3 separate regions of the Mus musculus genome follow, and regions 1 and 3 are each linked to region 2. The links are chromatin loops, found by intact Hi-C in ENCODE. Cell type or tissue: heart. All regions are shown on one strand.

Evidence for each region. A loop is a pair of places that touch in the nucleus more often than their neighbours do. Peaks named below come from ENCODE experiments on the same cell type or tissue, not always from the same donor. Only the 100,000 strongest peaks of a DNase experiment are listed, where the experiment ranks them.
Region 1: it touches region 2 in a loop (8-fold over the local background); 9 of 42 quality-filtered maps call a loop at or near these places.
Region 3: a loop joins it to region 2, with 2.8 times the contacts of the local background. A loop is called at or near these places in 6 of 42 quality-filtered maps.

Annotation. Positions count from the first base shown.
Region 1 is chr11:103,394,980-103,402,979 of GRCm38, reverse strand. It overlaps Plekhm1 (pleckstrin homology domain containing, family M (with RUN domain) member 1), which reads left to right. Exons shown (of 12, transcript NM_183034.2): 3 at 5,706-5,953; 4 at 7,666-8,000. Among named protein-coding and RNA genes, the nearest start is that of Plekhm1, 14 kb to the left of the region's middle. In heart, CTCF peaks have their summits at 561 (motif pointing left) and 3,713 (motif pointing right); a DNase peak (open chromatin) is centred at 3,729.
Region 2 is chr11:103,328,448-103,336,447 of GRCm38, reverse strand. It overlaps Arhgap27 (Rho GTPase activating protein 27), which reads left to right. Exons shown (of 18, transcript NM_001205236.1): 11 at 1,149-1,247; 12 at 2,085-2,190; 13 at 2,315-2,437; 14 at 2,510-2,608; 15 at 2,800-2,877; 16 at 2,969-3,103; 17 at 3,192-3,297; 18 at 3,408-4,964. The coding sequence ends at 3,585. Among named protein-coding and RNA genes, the nearest start is that of Arhgap27os3, 12 kb to the left of the region's middle. In heart, CTCF peaks have their summits at 2,299 (motif pointing left), 3,536, 3,735 (motif pointing left) and 5,341 (motif pointing right); DNase peaks (open chromatin) are centred at 687, 2,347, 3,677 and 4,397; H3K4me3 peaks cover 1,903 bases; H3K27ac peaks cover 388 bases; H3K27me3 peaks cover 3,441 bases.
Region 3 is chr11:103,672,587-103,680,586 of GRCm38, reverse strand. It overlaps Gosr2 (golgi SNAP receptor complex member 2), which reads left to right. Exons shown (of 6, transcript NM_019650.4): 6 at 1,190-3,738. The coding sequence ends at 1,351. Among named protein-coding and RNA genes, the nearest start is that of Gosr2, 21 kb to the left of the region's middle. In heart, CTCF peaks have their summits at 3,383 (motif pointing left), 4,823 (motif pointing right) and 7,264 (motif pointing left); a DNase peak (open chromatin) is centred at 3,276.

The DNA.
Region 1 (8,000 bases), 67 kb before region 2:
TTTGGAGCTTGCTGATTTGGTTGGACTAGTTTGGCAGCAAGTCCTGGAATTCTCTCTCCCTCTCCCCAGTGCTGAGACTGCAGATGTCACCGTGTGCAGTTTTTTATGTGGGTGCTGAGGATCCCACTCAAGTCTTCATGCTTGTGTGCACTTTACAGTGTGCTCAAGCCCTCAGTTGTCTGACGAAGCTGATTTCATTAGTTTCAATAGTGGGGTTAAGTTGGCCGCATGTATACATATATATCTTTGTCATGTACTGCTTTCCAGGGAAACTTTAAGCAAACATATTTGTGGCCAGTTTACCTCTTCAACAACCTCTCGTAGTCATGGTTGTGTATGTGTGGTTTTTTTTTCCCCTGTGCTTGGCCCTGGACTTGCCTAGGTGCTCTGGACTGGCTGCTGTGTCCTTGAAAAGGCAGGAGGTCATATAGCTTTTTGACTCAGTGGAATCCTATGATGGCTTCTTTGGAGAATTCTTTCCTCCCAGTACTGCTCTCTAGTTACCAGAATCTTCTGCCACAAGGAGCTGCTGCCCTCAGAGAGCTGCCTTCCCTCTCCTGGCCACTAGAGGGTCAGCTCTACCTGTTCCCCTGCTGGCTTCCAGCTAGGCCTGTGATGTCATTCTTGTTTCATGCTGGGCCCTCTGGAGCAGAGCCCTCACCTCCTCCTAGCAAGAGGTGCACAGACCCCCCACCCCTTGAGGCTTAAGCCTAGTTATCCCCGCATCCCCCGACACAGCACTTGGTAGGCACTCAGTTGGAAATAGTTTTAGCCTTTTATATAATGTATAATATATTTTAAGTAACATTTAAAATTCAACCCCGAGATTGAAATCTTTGCTTCAAAGGACACTATTCATAAAGTGTTGGAGGGGGGATGAAAAGATAGTGTCCATAGGAAAAGAGAAGCTATTCTCTCTGAAAAAGGTCTGGTACGCAAAATAGAGTGAGAACTATTTCAGCCTTTCAGAGAGAGTCTGGGGGCTGGGAAATGGCTATCCATGGTGTGTGCTGGTGTGAAGCCCTGTGTTTGAATCTCCAGAACTCTTGTGGCAGTCTTTATCTATAACCCCAGTTAGGGAGAGGGAGGGCACATTTCTGAGAAATCCTCAGGGTTCACTGGCCAGGTAGGCCATGAATCGCTGAGCACAAGTTCAGTAAGAGACATAACCTATAAGAATAGTGTATGTGTGCTGGGCCTGGTGGCTCATGCTTTAATCCCAGCACTTGGGAGGCAGAGGCTGGTGCATCTCTGAGTTCCAGGCTAGCCTGGTGTACAGAGTGCTAGGACAGCCAGAGCTACAGAGAGAAACCCTGTATGGAAAAACCACAATAATAACAAAAAAGATTAATGTGTAGTGTGACTAAGACACTCAGCCCACATGTATATGTTGCTCTGCACATGCACTGACACACACAAGCCCACACAGCACACATAAAAACAAGTTACACAGTGGACAAAGGATTTCTCCAAGGAAGATATGCAAATAAGCCAGGAAGTACACAAAACGATGCTTTTTCTATTACTGTTTATTACTTTTAAATTAATTGCTATTAAGCCCAGTGAAATGTAAGAGAAAGCCATGGTAAGGTGTTGCCTTACTCCATTAAGGTGGCTGTAATAAGAAAGACATCAGCAAGTGTTGACAAAAAAAATGAAAAAGCTAGACCTCTTCTCTAATCTCTGAGAATGTAAAGATCATGGCTACTTTGGCAAACAGTTCTGTTTCCTAGAAAACATAAATAGGCCTTTTGAGGCTTTGGGTTTTTTTTTAACTTTTTTTCTTCTTTTGATTTATTTATTTATTATATATAAGAACACTGTAGCTGTCTTCAGACACATCAGATCTCATTACAGATGGTTGTGAGCCACCATGTTGTTGCTGGGATTTGAACTTAGGGCCTCTGGAAGAGCATTTAGTGCTCTTAACCACTGAGCCATCCCTCCAGCTCCTTGAGGTTGGTTTTGGGGTCTGGGGAGGGGGGTTGTTTGTTTGTTGTTGTTTTTTCGAGATGGGGTTTCTCTGTGTCACCCTGGCTGTCCTGGAACTTACTCTGTAGACCAGGCTGGCCTTGAACTCAGAAATCCACCTGCCTCTGCCTCCCAAGTGCTGGGATTAAAAGCGTGCCCCACCACTCACTGCCTGGCAAGGTTGTTTTTAATTCCTTTTCTTTCTGGTGTTGAAGATGAAAGACAAGATCCCACAAATATAAGCAGTGCTCTACCCCTGAGCCACATCCCCGGGCTGGCATGGGGAGCATAGATTTTATGTGATTTAACAATTCTTTGGATTTGAAGGCAGGTTTTACTATGTAGTCTAGGCTGGCCTTAAACTTAACTATCAAGACAGCCTCGAAGTCACGTGTAAGTCCTCAGCTTTTAGCAGTCGGGGTTGCAAGCCTATCACTGTCAAAGACCTCAGCTTTAGCAGTCATGGTTGCAAGCCTGTCACTGTGCGAGCTCACATGTCAATGGCTCATCGGTTCTAGACCTGGAAGTATGTCTTCATAAAGATGTGGATAAAAACGCTCAGAGCAGCACTGTAGTCAAAAAGTGCCATCCAGCCAGGTATTCGTTTTCTCATGAATGGCGAGATAAATAAAGCTTGGTGTATCCATGCAGTAGATGTGAGTGGTCTTACCTGACAGTAAGAAGGAACTACGTTCTGATAATGTGCTGTAGTGCGGATAACCCGTGATCACATGCCGAGTCATAGGAACCAAACTCCAAGTCACATGCTGTGTGTTTCCATTTCTTTGAAATGTCCAAAATAGATAAATCTGTTGAGTCAGATTACCCTGCAGCCACCCCACCCCCTGCCATGAATACACTGTTTGTTTCAGGGGTGTTGAAATGCTCTAAAATTAGTTAATGGCACAGGTTGCACAATTCTCTGATTATGCTACAAAACACTGAACTTCCTTTTCCAAAACTTTGTATTTTATTGACTGTAAATTTTCAGATCAAGAAGTTTAATTAACTGTAGACAGAGTAAATGCAATTTTGGTATTGTTTGTTTAGGAATACATCTATGATTAAAAGTAATGATAAAAACATAAAATAATACTGGAGAGGTGCCTGAGAGTTAAGCACACTTGCTACTGGGTTTTGTTTGGTTAGTTTTTGTTTTGTTTGAAATTTTCTCTTGTAGCCCTGGCTGTCCTTGAATTCACTAGTGCAACAGTCTGGCCTCAAAGATCAGGTGCTGGGATTAAAGGCGTGTGCCACCACTCCTGGCCTTACTTGCTGAGAGGACCCTGATTCAGTTCCTAGTACCCAGTGTGTTAGTTCTCAACTGCCTATTATTCCAGTTCCAGGGGGATCCACCATCCTCTTCTAGTCCCTATGAGTACCGCACACGTGCACACACACATACATACATACATAAACACACACACACACAGTGCACTTACATGAAGGCAAAATATACACATAAACTAAAAGTAAGGTTTTTTTAGAGGTTTTATATTTTTTCAGTTTTTTGTTTTGTTTTTTCGAGACAGGGTTTCTCTGTGTAGCCCTGGCTGTCCTGGAACTCACTTTGTAGACCAGGCTGGCCTCGAACTCAGGAATCCACCTCCCTCTGCCTCCCAAGTGCTGGGATTAAAGGCGTGTACCACCACCACCCGGCCTAGAGGTTTTATTTTTATATGAACATTTTGCCCAAAAATGTAAATGTATCACATGCACACATGGTGCCTGTGGAGGCCAGAAGAGGGCATCAGATTTCTATACTGTAGTTACAGATGTGAGCTCCATGTGCATGCTAGGCAGCAAACCTGGGCCTCTACAAGAGCAGCCAGTGCTCCTAAGCTGAGCCACCTCTCCAGCTCCTGCCAAGCAAACCTTTTCCTTTTTTCTTTTTTTTAGGATTTCATATGTGAGCACTGTCATTTCTAGCCCTCCTACCTCCAGCACTCACTTCCAAGTTCATGATCTCTTCTTCTATGCTTCTTGTTGCTACCCTCACACGTATACAAACACATACTTGTGGATATAATCTTCTGCATATGGGGGACTAGACAGCCTACTAGTGCTCATCCTATAGAAGGCTGATTCTCCTCTCAGCAGCCATTGTAAATGAATCTGCTTGGTTGGTTGTTTCATTTGAGACAGGGTCTTACTGTTTAGCCCTGACTGATCTGGAATTCCTTATGTAGACCAGGTTAGCCTTAGGCTTACAGAGATCTGCCTGCTTCTGCCTCCTGAGTGCTGAGATTAAAGGAATGTGCCGCAATGCTCAGTGTCAATAAATTAAAATAGTAGCAGTAGTAGTAATAATTTGTGAAAGTAAAAGTTAACCAAAATTGAAAAATGTGGTTACTTCTGGGGAGGATCAAAAATAGCAAGACAAACAAACCCCGAAGTTTGTCATTTAAATCAGAGAAGTTAGTGTAAATTATAACTTGTTAATTTTTAAAATTCAACTTTCCAAACAACACCCTCTGTTCAGATTAAGTCAGAATAAAAGTGAAGTATTTATCTATAACTTAATACTTGCTTCAAACCGGTTCTTCTGCAGTTCTGTCTAGTTCTTTGCTAAACACTAAAGATTTGATACACTCATATCTATGATTGTATGATTTTCCCACCAACACCTGGTGTACATTTGGAATTGCATGCCTTATATATGTTATTGTATCAGACACAGTGGCAAGTGTTAGAGACATGAGGAGAAAAGAAAAACCAATTTCTGTCTTCAAGCAATGGCCTCTGCGGGGCATGGTGGTTCAGATAGATCTCTAGATTCAAGGCTAGCCTGGTCTACAAAGTGAATTCCAGGACAGCCAGAGCTACAGAAATCCTTTAAAGCTTTGCTCTAGGCCTAGGCTCTTAGCTAATATAATTATACATCTGTGGTCTTGACTGGTCTTTCCTCCCCACAGTGTTGGGGATCTAATGGAGGGCTGTAACTGTCAAGCATACTCTCTTGAGCCACACTTGCTGGTCCTTTCTTTGTTATTGTTCTAAAGAAATACTCTGCCTCCTTAGCTTGTCTCTGCCGAGTGCCCCCAAGCCACCATTTCAGTAGTTAAATACAAGATTGATGTTTAGTTTTAAAAACCAAAAGATACGGGACTGGAGAGATGGCTCAGCAGCTAAGAGCACAGGCTGCTCTTCCAGAGGTCCTGAGTTCAAATCCCAGCAACCACATGGTGGCTCACAACCATCTGTAATGGGATCCATTGCCCTCTTCTGGTGTGTCTGAAGACAGTGACCATGTATGTACTCACGTACGTAAAATAAATAAATAGATATTTTAAAAAGAGAGAGGGAGAGATAGGGCGCACTTGTTGCTCTTGCAGAGGATCTGGGTTTGATTTTCAGCATCTACATGGTGTGTGGCCCACAACCATCCATAACTCCAGTTTTAGGGAATTTGATACCCTCTTCTAACCTCAGACACTAGGCACACATGTGATACACATACATACATGTAGGCCAAACACTCACACATACATTAATAAATTTAATTAAAACTTTTTCTTTTAAATAAAAAATAAAAAAAAAATAGATGTACAAAACCATTTCTTCTGTATGCCGGATCTTCACTTGCCACAATAGCTAGCTTTGCAGAAGGAGTCTAGGTTACATACATAAGTGTGTGTGGTCACACACCTCAAAAAACAGGCCCTGGACTACATTCCAGGGGCTCCACATAGGACTTCCCTCTAAAGTCTGCCCTTGTGTTTAACACAACTTAGGTCATCAAGAAGAAGCTCGTGGGATCCGTGAAGGCTCTGCAGAAACAGCATGTGTCTCTGGACACAGTGGTCACCAGTGAAGATGGAGATGCCAACACCATGTGCAGTGCCCTGGAGGCTGTGTTCATCCACGGCCTGCATGCCAAGCACATCCGCGCCGAGGCTGGCGGCAAAAGGAAGAAGCACACTCACCAGAAGGCTCTGCCTCAGCCTGTCTTCTGGCCCCTTCTGAAAGCCATCACCCACAGGTGAGATCCGTCAGGGAGAGAGGAGCTTCAGCCTGGGGCGCTGGGCTCCTCTCCAGGGTGGCACAGCCAGAAGCAGTGTTGTGGTGTAGTCGCTATGCAGTGACTGTAGGGCTAGGCTTAAGGAAGGCTTGCCTCCAGACCCTGAGACACTCCTCTAGAGCCTGTGGCTTCTCCTCACCCCAGCACTAATGACCTTTAGACTCCGCTAGGCTGAGTCATGTACTTACTGCTGAGTGGTGTGGCCTGAGAAGACTAAAGTATCCCCTCTCCTTTTTTTTTTTTTTTTTCAAGACAGGGTTTCTCCTTATAGCCCTGGCTGTCCTGGAACTCACTTTGTAGATCAGGCTGGCCTGGAACTCAGAAATCCACCTGCCTCTGCTGGGATTAAAGGCGTGCGCCACCACGCCCAGCAGGAAATGTTGCTGACTTGCCTTTGAATATTCAAGTCTGTCTTCTAAATTTAAAATATATGTTTTTTAAAATTTTATATGTGTAAGTATCCCCCTACATGAGTATCTGTGCACCATGTATGTGTCTGGTGCAGGGCACACAAGCCAAAAGAGGATGCCAGACCCCTGGGAACTGGACCTACAGATGATTGAGCCAGCCACCATGTGAGCGCTGAAAATAGAACCTGGGTCCTCTGCAAAAGCAGCCAGTGCTTTTAACCAGGGAGCCATTTCTCCAGCTCCTGTATTCTGAACTTTATGTTCATGATGAGGTATGTGTGGCACTTAGCCTAGAAACCAGATATATTTCTGAATATTCACCCTAAGGCCCTGTCTTTGGCCTTGTCCTTGGCTGCTTAGACCCTATGCTGGTACCTAGCACTGCCTCCGTAAAGTGTTAAGTGCCTGAAGACACCTTGTCAGTCTTTGGTCTGCCTTCCTGTAGCTGCTGATAGTGCCCTGTCTTGGTTTTTTTAGCTCTCTTCCAAGTAACAGTGTGTTTCTTTGTTTTTAAGTTTTGTTTTAAGTTTGTGTGTATGAGTGTGTGCCTGTGTGTCTATGCCACATGCATGTGGGTGCCTATGGAGTCCAGAAGAGGTAATCAGATCCCCTGGAGCTGGAGTTATGAGTATGTGAGGCACTCAACATATGTGCTGGGACTTGAACTCAGATCCTCTGGAAGCACAGCAAGTGCTCTTAACCACTGAGCCACCGCTCCAGTCCCAGAGACTGAGTTTCTAGTTGTCTCTATATCCAGCTCAGTGGTACCCTGAGTCAGTTAGCCAGTCAGTAATACTGCCGAAGTTAAGTACAGCTTACACTGAGTCCAGAGGACTGGGGGTACACTTCTGCACAGGACACCGTGGCAGCAGAGAAGGGGACTGTGGCTGTGTCAGACCGAAGCTTTGGGAACTGAGTTTGTGCACCTAGGGTCTGAGTGTTCCCTGCAGTGCCAGCTGCTCTCGACTGAGAGCGAATCTCAGTAGTCGAATGCTTGCCTAGTGTGCACAAGCTCTGGCTTTATTCCCTAGGAACTGGGGTTGGACTCAGCCGGTATGTCCTGGGTTAGCAGATGATGTTTGGTAGCTAGAGCTCAACAGCTCAGCTTTCCTGCATTCCCGAGACATCGTCCCCAGAATTTTATGTCTGAATACGATCATGTTTTCAGTACTTTATCACTCGTTCTTGCTAAGCAGTAGCTTGAACCACATCTCTGAGATTTGAGGCAGTTTCTTGCAACACATCTGCTCTGTCCCCCTGCAGACACATTGTCTCAGATTTGGAGCACCTGGTCTTCATCAACACAGATGTAGGCCGTTGCCGAGCCTGGCTGCGGTTGGCCCTCAATGACGGTCTGATGGAGTGCTATCTGAAACTGCTCCTGCAGGAACCTGCACGGTTGTGCGAGTACTATCAGCCCACAGCCCTGCTTCGAGATGCCGAGGAGGCTGAGTTCCTCCTGAGCTTCCTGCAAGGACTAACATCCTTGTCCTTCGAACTCTCCTACAAGTCAGCCATCTTAAATGAATGGACACTCACCCCATTGTCGCTCTCTGGGCTTTGCCCCCTCTCTGAACTCGACCCTCTCACTACCTCTG
Region 2 (8,000 bases):
GACAGCCATCAGTTACACAGACAGATCTTTACCGTGGGGGAGAGGATCCTCTCTCAGTTCCGGGGAATCTAAGCTGTTTCCTGATCCTTGGTTCTTAAAGAGCTTTCTAATGTGTTTCTATGAACCTGGGGTCTAGTGGGACAAGTGTCCTTCTAAAGAGCCCCACGGAAACTGAGCTGGGACCTTAGGACTGCTTCAGATAGCGTATTAGGGAGAAGTGCAGAAGCCTGGCTGCCGGAAGCCCTGGTGTCCTGTTTTTACCGTTCTCCAAGCTTTAGTTGGTTCTAGATTTATTTATTCTATATATGTGAATCTTTTGCCTTCATGTATACATATGTGTGTGTGCACGCACACGCACACGCTCGCACATCACATGTGTGCCTGGTACCCCACAGAAGTCAGAAAGGGAGGGATATTGGGTTCCCTGGAACTGAATGGTTGTCAGCCACCTGGTGGGTGCTAGGAACCAAACCCAGATCTTCTGCAAGAGCAACAAGCTCTCTTCACTGCTGGCTGAGCCATCTCTGCTGCCTCTTAGTTATAATTTTAAAAAGAGAAGAACCAAAGGACAGTTTTCTCTGAGTCTAGAAGTTGTTCCCCACTGTGTGAGCCAGATTCTGCTGTCTGCCTCTCTCTGGACCAAAGGGCAAGACTGATGTAGACTTCTAAAGCCAGGCTTTGCAGCTGGCGAAACTCCATAGCCTCCGGGTGTTTGGGATCATCGAGCATCTGTTTCTGCTCCGCCCTGTAGTTTTCCCCATTGCTCTTCCAGCAGCAAGGATCTTCCATAGGAATTTTCTATCATTTGCTTGGGACCTGGGGGGGGGGGGTGTTGTGTTCTGTGGCGGGCAGCAATGAGCTCTATAACTATGAGCTGTATGCCCATAAAAGTGATTCAAATGTACTGGACCTGTTACCCACAGCATTAAACAAAGAGAAAGAATTAGGCCTGGCTGTGGCCTTTGCTCTATTAGGCTCTGAGTTGCTTAGGGCAGGGACCTGTCACCTCCCTCTCAGTACACACACACACACACACACTCTCTCTCTCTCTCTCTCTCTCTCTCTCTCTCTCTCTCTCTAAGCCTACTCCCAAGGTAGATGAAGGAATAGGGAACTAAACTGATTTGTGTGACTACTTGTCCCTCCAGCTTCGAAGCCGAGATGGCTCGGAGTACCTGATCCAGCACGACTCCGAAGCCATCATCAGCACCTGGCACAAAGCCATTGCCGAAGGCATCTCAGAGCTGGTAGGCAGAGCGGGGAACCTCCGGGGCTGATAGGGAGGGACTTGGGCTTTTTATGCAGGCTCCTCAGCTATGCACAGAGAACCTCATGACACCAGCTCTGGGGCTGGTTTTGCAAGACTCTACAGGAGGGGACAGGAACAACCTGAAGAGACATGTCATTTTGAGGGAGGGAGGGAACCAGACTCAGGAATTGGGTCTTAGGAACCAGACAGGAATGACGGCTACAACTAGAAGATAAAGCATTAACAGATTGAATCCAAGGGCCTTATGTCTTCTAGACAAGTGCTTTGCCCTGGAGCCACAGCCCCAGTAGTGCCAATTATGGGTTGTGGGGATAGCTCAGTGACAGAGTGTGACAGAGGGGTTGCCTGGCATGCAAATGGTCCTGAATTTGATCCAGGGCTCTGACAAAATCAACAGCTACTTATATGACAATGGCCTGATAATATCTGTCTCTTAATTCCATATGGGTTAGCACTGGGTACAGATTTCGGTTGTAGGAATCCAGAGACAGGAGGCACTGTTGGCATGATCAACAGAGGTCTTGGCCTTACAATATGAATTGTAAGTTCATAGTGGCAGCCAGTCTAATGGGATGGAGACAGTTGAGGAACTGAGAGGAGGCTAGAGGTGGCCAGGGTAAGAATGGGAGAGGATAGATAACCTTGCAGCTCCTGGAGGACTGTGCAGTCAGGGAAGGTGGAAGGTCTGATTGCTGGGACAGTAAACTGACAAGAGAAAAACAAGCTCTTCCTGGGGCGTCTCGAGGCCAGAGCTGGTCGGGAGAGGCCCCAGTCCGCCCCAGGCCTTGCTTCTCTGAGGTTGTCTGATTGCCAGTCTGCAGACCTGCTCCAAGGGGAGGAAGGTGAGCCCAGCAGTGCTGATTTCGGGTCCAGTGAGCGCCTCGGAAGCTGGCGGGAGGAGGATGTACGGCAGAACGCAGGTGTGCGATGGGATCAGGTGGGAAGGCGACCAGAAGACTCCCCCGCTGGGGGACGGGAAGTGATGCCCTGGTTAGAGTCTAGGGCCATTACTGCCACCTGCTGACTGAGTTCGGTCTGTGACAGCCTCACCCTCGCTCAGCCCCGGAGGCCTGGAAAGCGACTTGAGCAGAGTCCGGCACAAGCTCCGTAAATTCCTACAGAGACGACCCACTCTGCAGTCTTTGCGGGACAAGGGCTACATCAAAGGTACCTGCAGTTCGCCGGGATCCGGGCTCAGGTGGCGCGGGGCAGGGCAGCGCTGACCAACCTCTCCCCCAGACCAGGTGTTTGGATGCGCGCTGGCTCAACTGTGTGAGCGCGAGAGGAGCCCTGTGCCACGCTTCGTGCAGCAATGCATCCGCACCGTCGAGGCCCGGGGTATGTATGCATGCGCAGACAAGGCAGCGCCTCACGACCGGCTTTTAGGGAGCTAAGGGTGGAGACCCCCCCCCCCTGGGTGAGCACAGGGTCAAGAAGAAGGAGCCGGAAAAACTCCGAGTATGAAAACCCTGAGTAGAAATCGTCAGGTGCCCCAGTCCTTCCAGGGTCAGCCATTTCCTTTCCCGCAGGGCTGGATATTGATGGGCTGTACCGCATCAGTGGGAACCTGGCTACCATCCAGAAGCTGCGCTATAAGGTGGATCACGGTGAGGCCTTTTTCCAGTCCCTGCCCTGGGGCCTGGAGGAATGTGGGGGTGCTGACTGCCTCTCAATCCCCTGGGCCCTTCCCTGCGGCAGATGAACGCTTGGACTTGGACGACGGGCGCTGGGAAGACGTCCACGTGATCACGGGTGCCCTGAAGCTCTTCTTCCGAGAGCTGCCGGAACCTCTCTTCCCCTTCTCGCACTTCCACCAGTTCATAGCAGCCATTAGTGAGTGGCTTGGGAAAAGGAGGGATGGGGAGGCTGGCCCGCTTTCGTTACAGCCAGCAGACCATCTCTGGTCCCTTCTTTCACTCAGAGCTGCAGGACCCAGCCCAGCGCAGCCGCTGCGTGCGTGACCTGGTGCGCACGCTGCCAGCTCCCAACCAGGACACGCTCCGACTGCTCATCCAGCATCTCTGCCGGTGAGCGAGCCGTATTTCCTGGGGCAAAAGAGGAGGGCTAGTCGTGGCTGGAGCCCATGTTGAGAGACTCCCCAATCTCTAACCTCTTAATCCCACCAATCCCACTGCAGGGTCATCGAGCATGGCGAGCAGAACCGTATGACTGTGCAGAATGTGGCCATAGTGTTCGGACCCACGCTGCTGCGGCCAGAGATGGAGGAGGCCAGCATGCCCATGACCATGGTGTTCCAGAACCAGGTGGTGGAGCTCATCCTACATCAGTGCGCGGACATCTTCCCACCGCACTGACTGTGGACCGTGGGTTAGCTGGAGGCCGTGAGGCTGGACCTCCTCTGAGGCTCTCCGCTTCCCACCCCCGCTGCACTGTGACTTCAACGCCCTTCCATTCAGAGGGTACAGTGACCCCTGGTGGGCAGTTCATGAAATGTGATTTCTCCCTCTCGCGTCCCCATTAGGGCCATTTCCCTAATTACAGCGCCGCCTATTGTGTGGATGTGAGAACGTGCCTGGTGGAGGGAAATGAATGTCTTTCTAGTTCCACCACCACCACCCACCCACAGCTGGGAGAGGGGATTTTGGTGAGGGCGTTCTGGTTTCCTTAAGCCTGTACCTGTCCAGGCCTTGGTGGAGACCCTGTAGGCCCCATGCTACGCAAGAGGTCATGAAGCAGCTACTGACATTGTCTCTGCTGCCAGGGGAGGACTGACCCTGGCTGCCAGCCCAGGCCACTGACTGCCTCCCTCAGCCTTCTGCTCCAGTGCCACCCTGATGCAGGCCTCCTGAGAACTTTTCCGATGCTTCCCTCTCTCCTTGGGCCACACCCGCTCTCTACAGACGTTCTTCATACTAACCACATACCAAACCTGGCAATCTGGGGCTTGCAGAAGTCACAGTACTTCAGGGGTCCATAGGTGATCTGATTCCCTGCAAAGGCTATCCCCACAGCAAGCCCAGCTTCTAGAAGAGGGAGTCACGCCCCTGCCCCACTGCAGCACAGCCTGTAGGTAGACCAGAGTAAATGCTGGAGCACTTCGTGTAGGTTAGAGGTTGGGGGCCCCCCGAAGGCAGCAGGGAACCTACCACAGCTGTTTGGGGGGGCAGCATGAATAGAAGCCTCCAGCTGCTGTCTACACCCTGGCTGGGTGCCTACCTAAAGCCCCCAACCACTGTCTACATCCTGGCTGGCTGGATGCCTACCTGGTACCCACTTGCCATGCAGAGGCCTGTCCGGGAGGTCACAGCCTTAGGCAAACAGTTGAACCTGTGTCAACTGCCCGCTTCCTCCCTCGTGCACCTCAATCTATGGATCTGAGCCCCCAGCTCCACCCACCCCCACTGACTCAACAAACAATAATAGCTAATATTTATTGAGCATTCAGACTATGCCAGCCTTTCCCACAGGCTTCTCCCTTGGTTTCATGCAGTCCATATTTATTGTGGGTCCTCATGTGCCTGGCACTGTGCCCTGGGGCAGGGGTTCTACGCATGCGTTCTGGAGCTTGGGGCTCCCAGTGAGTACGGCTGATGCAAGCCCAGCCCTGATGGTAGCAGGGCGCAGAAGAGAACAAATAGAGGCCTCTTGCTGTACACCTATATATTTAAAGTCCTAAGGCAAGCTAATGACTAACTGTTAAATAAAATGTTTATTCTCCTACTTTGGCGAATGTACTCTGGTAGTAGCCTGGAAGACTGGATTCTAGCTTAAACACCTTGGACTCTCAGCAGAGCGTTGTAGGATGTGGAAAGCTACTCTGAACCTCAGCCTGCCTCAGTGTACAGCTGAGGAGGGCCTTGAACTTCTGACCATCCTGCCTCCACCTCTCAAGCATTGACATTGCATCATCAGGCTCAGCTGACACCTTTCCTTCCTTCCTTCCTTCCTTCCTTCCTTCCTTCCTTCCTTCCTTCCTTCCTTCCTTTTCTTTCTTTAAAAGATTGATTGATTGATTGATTGATTGATTGATTGATTATGTATACAGTGTTCTGTATGTATGTATGTATGTATGTATGCCCACCGGCCACAGGAGGGCACCAGACCTCATTATAAATGGTTATGAACTACCATATGGTTGTTGGGAATTGAACTCGGGGACCTCTGGAAGAGCAGCCAGTGCTCTTAACCTCTGAGCCATCTCTCCAGCCCCTGCCACCTTGTCTTAATTCATTTGCTAACTGAAGGATCATGGGTTCTACCCTCTCAGAGGCTGTCAAGACAGACAGCGCCGTACAAGCATTTCGGTGGCCACATTGGCTCAGAGAGCTGCAGCTGCTATTGTAACCTGCTTAGTCAACAGAAATGTATTCCTCACAAAGCTGGAGGCCGGATGTTCCTGCTGAGGCTGCAGCACAGTGGGATGGGGGGGGGGGGTGGGGACAGGGACAAGGGCATCTCTGGCTTGCAGGCAGCACTTTCTAGCCACGTTCTTAAAGGGGAGGGGATCTAAAGGTCTGGTCTTGCCAAGGTCAGATCCTAACTTCAATCATGACCTCACTTAAACCTAGTCACTCCCAAAGGCCCCCATTTCCAAACGCCATCACACTAGGGCTCCGGCTTCAGTGTGACTTGCTGGGAGCCGCGAGCTTCCATTTGTTGACCTGTGTGTTTCCATCCTCTTGGGTTGCCAGGTCCCACGGTGACCCTTGCATCTTGTTGTGTCTTTCCCCCACCACCTTCAGCAGCAGCCATGGGGGGAGGGGGGTTGTACTGTCTGCCGCCATTGACTTTCACTAGATTTCCTCAGAGCCCGATCTGCCTCCCTCCCTCCCTCTCCAAAGGTGGCTGGTCTCTGGGCCCAGCAATGACTGGAAACACAGCAACCACAGCAAGGCCCAGAACAGTTCCTCCTCTCTCTGTCTCTGTCTCTGTCTCTGTCTCTGTCTCTGTCTCTGTCTGTCTGTCTGTCTGTCTCTCTCTCTCTTTCTCTCGTTCTCCACACCTCCCTGGGGATGATGAGTTGCCTCTCTTTCATAAAAAACACCCACGACTCTCCATGACATATTGAGCTGTTGTGTTGGATGGCAGTCACCGGCAAATACAAGCAGGGAGGTCAGCCTGGGGCCCTCAAGACAGACATCTGTACAGGAATGCGGGCCACGTTATGTGGCCTCGTCCTGACTCAGCCAAGTTCTGGGTGAGTTTACACGTTGTCCGTCCTGTGCAGACTGCTCTATTGAGCACCCAAGTTGCCTGACAGTTGGCACAAATCAGGGCAAAGCACCTCGTTTTCAGCCCTGGGCATGTCCCACAGAGCTTGGAAAAGAGCTGTGGGTCGCTACCTCTACCTCCACCCACAGGGAAGCTTCAGTCATGGAGGAAGCTACTGTCCCCACAGTGTCCACTACACCTACCTGACCCCACGGAAAGATGTTCCAGTCACTGTCACACTAGGAAACCCTCCGCCACACACTTCCCTAAAACCAGATCCACTCTCCCACTCTCAGAGCCAGACATTAAAATTATATTTATTATTTATATATTGTGTATGTGTGTTGAAGAAGCGTGCATGTTAGGAGGTCAAAGTTCAACTTGCAAAAGCTGGTCCTTTCCTTCACCATATGGGTAGCTGATGGCAAGCACCTACATGTACAGCTAGACTTTGAAAGATGTCGTGTTCGCCATTCCATCCACTGTTCTCAGCCCCTGGATGCCACAGACCACAGAATCTCTGGTGGACGACACTTTGAGTCTCCAGCTTCACTGGCTTCCTGGGACAAGCAGCCTCTCCTGGAAACATCTCTCCCTCAGCCCCTTCATGTTCCTTCCACCTCTGGCCAAGCATGGGAAGAAGGAATTCTCAGGCCAGATCCTGCTCCCTGTCCTTGCTCCCGGTATGACACCAGCCACAGCATCAATGATGTCTACCCTTTGACAGACCTCAGCCTGACATTGGATCCTTGATTTTCTCCCCCAAACAAGTTCCTCCAGGGTTTGCCTATCCCAGGACATGGCTCTGTCATCCCCCAGATGGACAAGCTAAAACCTTGGAATATGGCAGGCTCACTCTGGTCCATGTCCTAAACCTTAGCAACTCTCTCTCCCACCAACCTGGCTCAGGGAGCTAAGGTCAGCCTGGAGTCCCACTCAGCACTTCCCTATCCCCTGTCCTCAGCCTCCCCCCCTCAGCATCCCCCCCCCCCCCCCCCGCCAGCCTCAGTTTAAAACCCAGCCCTGGTTAGCTTACTGTCCGGTGAGGTAGCTCAGTGGGTAAAGGTGTCTACTGCCAAGTCTCTCAACCTGAGTGCAGAAGGAGGGAACCGAGTCCCGAGAGTTGACCTCTGACCTCTGACCACCACGTGTTTGTTGTGACATATGTGTCCCCTCCCCAAAATAATATCATTCCTTTTATCTTAAATGCATTTGGAATAAGACCCCAAGCTTGGGTGTAGCCCACCGGGCTCAACCCTTGCCCCTCCTCAGCCACCTCCTCAGCCCTCAGCACTGGAGCCAAACTGCCTGACTCGAACCCAGAGTGATCTCTTCTGCACCCCAGTGTATTCATCAGGAGAATGGGGGTACAATAGCAATACCTTCTCTACGGTGGTGTGGAGAGTGTATGAATTGATAGTTCCAAATTCCTAATAACACTTTTGGCTAGAGCACACACCAACTTGCAAGGCCCGCACCTCACACACTGTCTTGGTTTCTGAGCTATGACTACAACAGCCTCCCATCAATTTCCCAAATGTCCTGTGCTCCTTCCTGC
Region 3 (8,000 bases), 340 kb before region 2:
TCTGCCACAAGCCCTTCCTTTCACAGTAGCTCCAGTCTGAAGCAGCTCTTCACTTACTATTGTAAGAATTTTAATTTGGATGCACATGGTAGACACTTGTATATTTGAAGGCTGGGAAAGGCTGGGTATGTAGCACATGCCTAGAATCCTGACACTGGGGAGCATGAGGGAGGAGGACCATGAGTTCCAGGCCAGCCTGGACTCTGAGGGAGACCCTATCTTGAAAACAAGCAAAAATAATATTAAAAATCAGGTGCAGTGGATTGTGTAAGTAATCTTTAACACGCTTGCTTAGTTTTTCCCATAGTTTTCTGAGCGTATTTGTTCCCATTTGAGCCACTTTGCCTCTAAAAATTTAATGAGCTCCAGAAAAAACACTTGTGTGTAATTTATCTTAGACTAGCAGAGGAATTTGTCTGCTTGTATATGTATGTAATACAGTTGTCATGAATTGACTTAGGTATAAAAAAGTAGTTTCAAAGGTTGGAAAAATTCTTGTTATATTGGTGAACTTCATATGATTGCATTGATACTGTTGTGTGGCTTCTTCCTCTGTTTTAAAAGTTCATTCATGTTATGACATGTTTGGTTATATATGTTAATTAGGTCCTTTTTATTGCCAAGATGTGTATCTGTATCATAATGTGTGAGTATGCACAGGTGTCCTCCATCACTCTCTGACACTGCCCATCACTGAGTCTAATGGCCTGCAAGCCCCAGCAATCCTCCTGTCTCAGTGCCGTACAGCAGTGAGGCTGGAGGCGTAACCACACCTGGTGTTTTACATGGATTCTGGGACCCAGACTCAGGGCCTTATGCCTGAAAAGAACAGCAAAGAGCACCCTGCAGAGCCATCTCCTAGCCCCAGCTTCTGTATGCAGTGTGAATCCAGGTTCACTGTTTTACTGACACGTGAACAGTACTTACTTATGTACATGGATGCTGCATGTCTGTGCTATGTGGCCATTTCCAGCACCGTTTGTTTAAAAGGCTTCTTCTTAGCCTTCAACCATACACTAGTTGGCCGTGGCAGAATGAATCTATTTCTGGTGAATGCTGCTTTCTTTCATCTTCTCAGGGCATGACCAAGAAGACAGTGTCTGCTAGTAAAACCCTGGCTGTGGTGACCTTTAACCACCCTTGACAGTGAGGCTGATCTCTGTCTTTCTTTCTCTTCTCATCTCTCCAGGGGACTCAGAAGAAGATCCTTGACATTGCTAACATGCTCGGCTTGTCCAACACAGTGATGAGGCTGATTGAGAAGCGGGCCTTCCAGGACAAGTACTTCATGATCGGTGGGATGCTGCTCACTTGTGCAGTCATGTTCCTCGTGGTACAGTACCTGACATGAGCCAGCTGTACCCAGCACTGGACAGCCTTCCCATTGTGTGCGCATGTGCAAGCAAGAAGTGGGCTGGGAGGCCCTTTTGAAATGTATGCCTTAACTGTGAAGACACCTCTCCCCTCAGGACTAATCGTGGCTTAGTATCAAACCTGCTTTGTTTTCTGTGACATCTGGGGAGTAGGACCTTGGGTCACCAAGACGTGTGGTGCTTAGGAAGTGGGTCAAGACCCTGTTCTCTGGCTTTCATTGGGGGAGGGATGGCTGGGTTTTGTGGTTTGTCCACATAGCTGATGCTTGCCCTGGAAAGCGTGCATGGTGAGGCTTTTACACAGGACTGTCCACACTATTCACTCCTGATGGAGTGGGCTGGAGCACAAGTGAGAAGATGAGGAGAGAGGTCTTTCCCTGTGCCCTCTGGGATAGATCAGTTCTCACATCCTTGCTTCTAGCCACTGGCTGGCCCCAGCCCCTAAGAAAACATGACATGTAGGTGACTAACTGCTAACACCAGCACCCTTTCCTGGAAGCAGCTACTCCAGGGAAGCAGAGACATCAGTGCTGCTGCTGATAATGCAAGTGTTTCCATGCCATGGTTGCTGGGTGTTTGTCAGTGTCCCAGGGAGTGTTCAGTCTGGACACGGAAGCCCTGAGTCACCAATGTTTTCCAGTTAATACGGCAGTGGCTCTTACAGTTCAGAGACGGTAGCTTGGCACCTGCACCCAGGCTTTGACAGATGGGCCTTTGCCACTTTGAAAGTAGCCATGAGCAATGGGCGACTTGTCAGCTGCAGATTCATCTAGTTCTGCCCTCTCAAGTTCTTTGACTATCTACCCCTTGAAACATATTAGCAATATATCAATCAGCTAAGCCTCCATTTTCCCCAGCCCTTTCAGGCCACCCTGGGGATGTCCCTGGGAAGTGTGTTTTTGTGAGACTTTCAGGGACCAGAGCATTTTTACTTTTTGATTGAGGCTGTGTCAGTACCTGGTGCAATGCAGAATTTGTGTGAGGGTTAATGTATCTTGAGCACACATTGTATTAATCTCTGCAAGTACTAGAACGATCTAGTGAGTTTATTTGTTCATCAGTCACAGGCCCTGTCCACCCAAACAGTTCTAAATTTAGTAGCCTCCTAGTAGGAAAAACATGCCAGAACTCCTAAGAACTGGAAACTGGTCAGTATTAATCCATCCTTTGATTGCCCTACCTACTTCCTATGTTTGCTTAAGCGTCCTCTGCTGTCTCCCTCTTCACAGTAGGTGTTACGTCTCACCCTTCCCCTTGTGTAGCCGTATTGGTCTCTCGGGTACATCTGTGGCATCCTTTTGGGGAACTTTATCAACTATACACACTTTAAACTTGAGTTTCCTGGGTATTAGCTCAGTTCTGGTCAGATGCAATGTCTGTTGCTCTTTCCCTGTAGGTTAAATGTGCCATAGCTGGTCAGAAAGGGGGAATGTGCCCCCTCTAGTCCTGCAGAGTGGAAACAGTGGCCCTAGAGACAGGAGACCTGCAGCATCTCCACACCTCGATCTCACTTTGGGGAGGCAGATGGGCATGGGCTTTTGGCTGGCCATAGAGTTTGTACTGCACAGACCTGACTCCTGTGCCCCCTGGCACCTGAAGATCCCACCAGACAGCATGCTTTGGAAGATGTACAAGCTGTAATTGAGCCATTTGAACTCAAAATGTGGGCAGCAAAGGCCCTAGCCCCTGCCCTTCATTGGCTGTTGGAGCAGTGTTTTGTAGTACATAATGGGTTTCCACCTTTGTAGCAGTCCTTGGCTTTAGTGAACTTGATGTTCCACCTTCACAGCCAGGTCTCCCTTTGGAATGAATTTGTGGTGAGGTCAGCACTACTGCCTGGGGGCAGGGAATGGACGCAGAGGATCTGGACTCAAGGGGCATTGAGCTGGTTGCCCAGGCTGCCCTCCCTCAAATTTCCATTCAGTGCCTTGTGAGATGACTCTGACCTGATTGGGCAAACTGTCCTTACAGGCTCCAGCAGGGAAGGGCCCCTAGCCTGAGTGGGATGCCCTCTAGTGGAGGAGGCCTGCATCCTTATCAGAGCTTGTCAGAAGCTGCAGCTAGCAGATGATGTGTGCACCTTGGTACAGTCGTCTAAGTGACAGGGTTTGAAGCTAGTAGGGTGCCAGAAGGAATCTAAGACTAAGAAAATAGATGTATTCTCCATGTATGGCCACTTGAAGGAATGCTAAATCCAAGGACCAAGTAAATAGTAGGTTTTACAGGTTTCATTTCAAGCTTTTTCTCAAAAGCCAGCTTGCCTTGTTGAATTTAAATAGCTTTGATTGGCAATTTATTTACACCCCTTGTTTTCAGAACATGTCAGCTGAATAAAGTTGAGGTTTATTTAGAAAACTTTAAAGAAGCACTTGGCATTCTTTGTCTTGACTACCCCTTTGTTCCTAGGCTAGGAGCATTCATATACACTGTTTCAGAGCCATAGGCTGGGTAGCTAGCTGTCTCAGAAGCAGCTGTAGAAAGTGAAAGACATCCCAGACCTGATTCAGAACAGTTCTGAAGGTTCCCAGGTAAACTGCCATGTGTTTGCTGGAGCCGCTACCTCTTAGATAGCTGTTCTCTTGATAGCATTGGGAAGAATCTGGAACCAGCTCTGCATATGTACAAAGAGCAAGACTGGCAAGTTTCCAGTGAAGTCTTAGTGTAGCCTACCTACCTCATTCCAGAAGAGTTAAGGGCTTAGAAACAACTGGGGGCTGGGGCTGTCATTTGGTGCCAGGGTGCTAGCCTGGCATTCACACTGCACTGTGTTCCATCAGCAGTTCAGGTCCCATAATTAAAGCAAGGACGTAGGGCCTGGGGTGAGGGCTCAGCAGTTAGAGCACTGGCTGCTCTCTCTGGGTTTGATTCCCAGCACCACATGGTGGCTCACAGCCATATTAACTACACACTACAGTTCCAGAGGATCCAGTGCCCTCTTCTAGGAAGGTCCAAGGCACACACACAGCTTGTGCACAGAAATACGGGCAAAACACCATATACATAAAAGGAAATAGATAGGCTAAAATACAAAATTAGGACTATAAACGTGAAGGCAGAGGCATGTCATATCAGGAGAACTTGAACACAGGTCATAAAGCCCTCTCGCCATATCTCTGGGAGTCCTCCTGTAACTCGCAACGGCAGAGGAGCATGTTGCTGACTGAATAGGGTGGGGTGTCACCTGTCCTCAGGCCAAGACCAGACAGACCCTTTGTACTGCCAGCTTCCCCATAGCCTTTAGTGTAGGAGACAGCCTTCCCAATCCTCTGAGTTAGGTTCTGTGATATGCCTGCTGTGCAGACAGTGGGCTAATGGCTTTCCAGAGAAGCTGGCTCCTTGTGTGGCTGTAGTCCCAGCTCCACCAACCTGCTTCTCCCATCCCTGAAGATGCTCTGCCAGGAATGAGCAACAAGGCAGCACGAATGTCTCCAGGTGCTAGAAGGTGCCATGTCCACACCTTGCCACTAGAGGGTGATATATCTCTACTCATGGCTGATCCTCTCAGGCCCTTGCTTGATGCTGATTCCTGTGAGGTGCAAGTTTCTTGGCAGTACAGTAGCTCTGGGCTGCTTTAGAACTCTAGAAGTCTGGCAAAAGATGACCAAGGAAACCCGAGCAGTTTTCAGGACTCCATCCCGCCCCTCAGGACTTCTGCATGCTACAAACAGGCATGGAGAACGTTTCTCATCTCTACACCACGGTCCCCCACGTGGAAGTGTTTTACTTTGACTGTCAGTGTGGATGCAGAGTGGACCTTGTGCATTGCCCAGATAAATGTCATGTGCAGATATAACCTCGGCTGCAGACACGAATGCCAGTCTGAGACTAGATGGCCCTCATGGATTTCACTCTTGGTTCTATTACATTAGGCCATCAGGAAGGGCCTAAAATGGCCCTTGGCCAGTGGTGGTCTTCACTGGCTGATGGCGCTCTGTCTCCTGAGTAAAGTACTGCAGGGTGAGAGGCCAGCCCTCCACTATCTGTATAGTGCATTTTCAGCCCTTCTCCCACGTCACACCTGGTTTGGGGCTCTGTGTTCCCTGCCTACTGGGCGTCAGGGCACACAGCACATAGTAGGCAGTCATATGGTCACAAGCTCTCATGTCAGTGACCTACAGGAGATGCCTCAATCCAGCCTAGCCCCATCATACGGGTTTAGAGCTCAATGCTCAGCTGTGGTCATACCCAGAAGCCTAACCCTGAGTTCATGGCTACGAATGCTGTGGTCCACATGCTCATGGGGGCTCAGCAGCAGCAGATGGGGAAGTAAAGGGCAGAAACTGACTAGCGTCGGGTTTTAAAGTAGAAAGGTCAGCAGGAGCAGTCATCCCAGTCCCTAGTAAATAGTGGGAGACAGTGATGACCAATTCTGGGTACCCGAGTGAGGGGACGGGCCACGTGAGAGGCTGTTCTGACTCTGCCATTCCAGTGGTGGTGTCTTAGAGCCCCTCCTTCCAGCTGTTAGTGAGAGCTGCTGAGCCGCTGCTGAGGCTGCTGTAGTCCAGAGAGGGAGTGGAGAGGGGACCACAGTGACAACAAGCTCAGTTCTTGTCACTAAAGCGGTGCTTCTCAGCCTTGGCCACTTCCTGGAGGATTTTTTTTTTTTAAGTTTAGGGGTCAGTTCCAAGAAGCTCTGAGTTACCTGGTGTGGGACAGAGCCTGGGTTCTTTTGGAATTTCTCAGAGGCTCTCCTGGGAGGGCTCACAGTGCCTTCCCAGTGTGGTGCACTGTTAACCCCATCTAGCTTCAGAGATTAGCCCTAGTCCTCCAGCCAGAGGACAAGGTAACACAGAGTCCCCACAACTGAGGGACCATGTCTCTCAACAGCTGTCCCAGTAGGGACATTTACTAGGTCGGGCTTTTCCAGAGATGATAGCCAATAACGGGCTTGGAGGAGATGAAGAGCCAAAGGGGCTGAGAAGAGCAGGGTGTCTGTCACGTTAATACGCTCTAACTAGCCTTTGGCTGCAGGAAACAGACACCTGTTGGGAGGGCTTGCTGCCCATCCCCTACCCCATCCCCACCCCATCCCTGCACCCCATCCCTTGCAGCTGCCTGGAGCCCAGGAAGAGCTGGCTGCCCTTAAGACACAGAGAGGCTTGAGGCAGAGCTGATTGCGTGGTGGGTGTTAACTTGTCAGAGATACGGGTGTGGGCGGTGCAGGAAGACATTGATTTCTCTCATCACCAATATGGCAACAGGTGTCATGTGGGCAGAGCCCACCCTGTAGCCTCCCCACACTTTTAAGAGGAGTTTTCTGTGTCCGGGACATGCTGACACATGTTGACACATGCTGACACATGCTGACACATGACACAGGGTGAGAGAGGCAAGGAGTAGATGCCCTCTGTGGGAGGGCAGGGCAACCTCAGAGCCACGGGACCTCTGCAGATGTGAATTTGGGAAAGATAAAAGTTTTAGAGATGAAACCTCAGTCTCCCCGTGCTGGTCAAGTTCTGTTGTTACAGTTAGAGTGTGCATTCGGTGTCCACAGCAATTTAAGACGAGAAACCATTTCTTTTTCCACTTGTGGCAGAAAGCAGCCTTTTACCACAGTCTAGGGACTCCAGAAGACCCTCAGTTGGCCACGCCAAAAGCTGAATTTCAGAACAAGAGCTGTAGTCATCTCTGATAAGAAGACACGGGAATATAAGTGTTAAGGTCACTCTTACTTGCACTTGGTTAAAGATGGGGACCCCCTGGGAAACCCAGTGAAGGAAAAAGCTCACACCCAGCATTGCCACCTTCTAACATAAAGTCGACTTAAGGGGCGGAAGAGTGGTTACTCTCTATAGAGCACGAGCTGCTGCTCTTGCGAAGGACCCAGGTTCCGGTCTTAGAATGCACATTGTTTCACACAACCCTCTGTAGCTCCAGTTCAGGGGATCCAGTGCCCTCTTCTGGCTTCACATGCATGTGCATGCATGTGCACACATATGCCCCCGCCCCCAGAAAAAACAGTCATACATATAAAACCATGAAGTCCGTTTAAGCTGTGAATGGTAATGAAGGCCTGAATCTCAGCACTTGGGAGGCAGAGGCAAAAGGGCCATCAAGAGGCCAACTTAATTATTAGATAGTATGGGGCGGCAATTAGATGCCAGGCACTTGGGGCAGCGTTGCCTGGGATCCAGAGGGACAGGACTAGGTAAGTAGGCTCTCTTGAAGGGTACTGCAGTGGGCTGGAGACTGAGGCAGGGACCTAGGCAGATAGGAGGAGTGGGTTTAGTGTTCAGTGAACTGGCTTTAGGGGGCACTGAGCAAAGAAGAGGGAGGGAAGCTGGGGAGGGGGACACAGGATGGGAGTAGGTGCAGGTGGAGGTACCATGTCATTCTGGAACCCAAAAGGGTAGGGAAGGGCCTAAGTCATTCCTGAATTTCAAGCTGTTAGGACCACACTACCTAGGAAGGAGTGTACTGTGGCTCTACAAGTCTCCTCAGGAGCACCCAGTAGCCAGGTCTCACCAACTCCAACCTAGTGAAGTCACCATCCCCAACCTTGACTTTCATCTGCTGAGTCTGTTTCCTGTCTGTATAATGGGCTAATAAAGACACTCCCTAAGGAAGGCTCACACACCTGCATTTGAGAGCACAGTCAATGGAAGTGATTTTTTTGTTTTGTTTTTT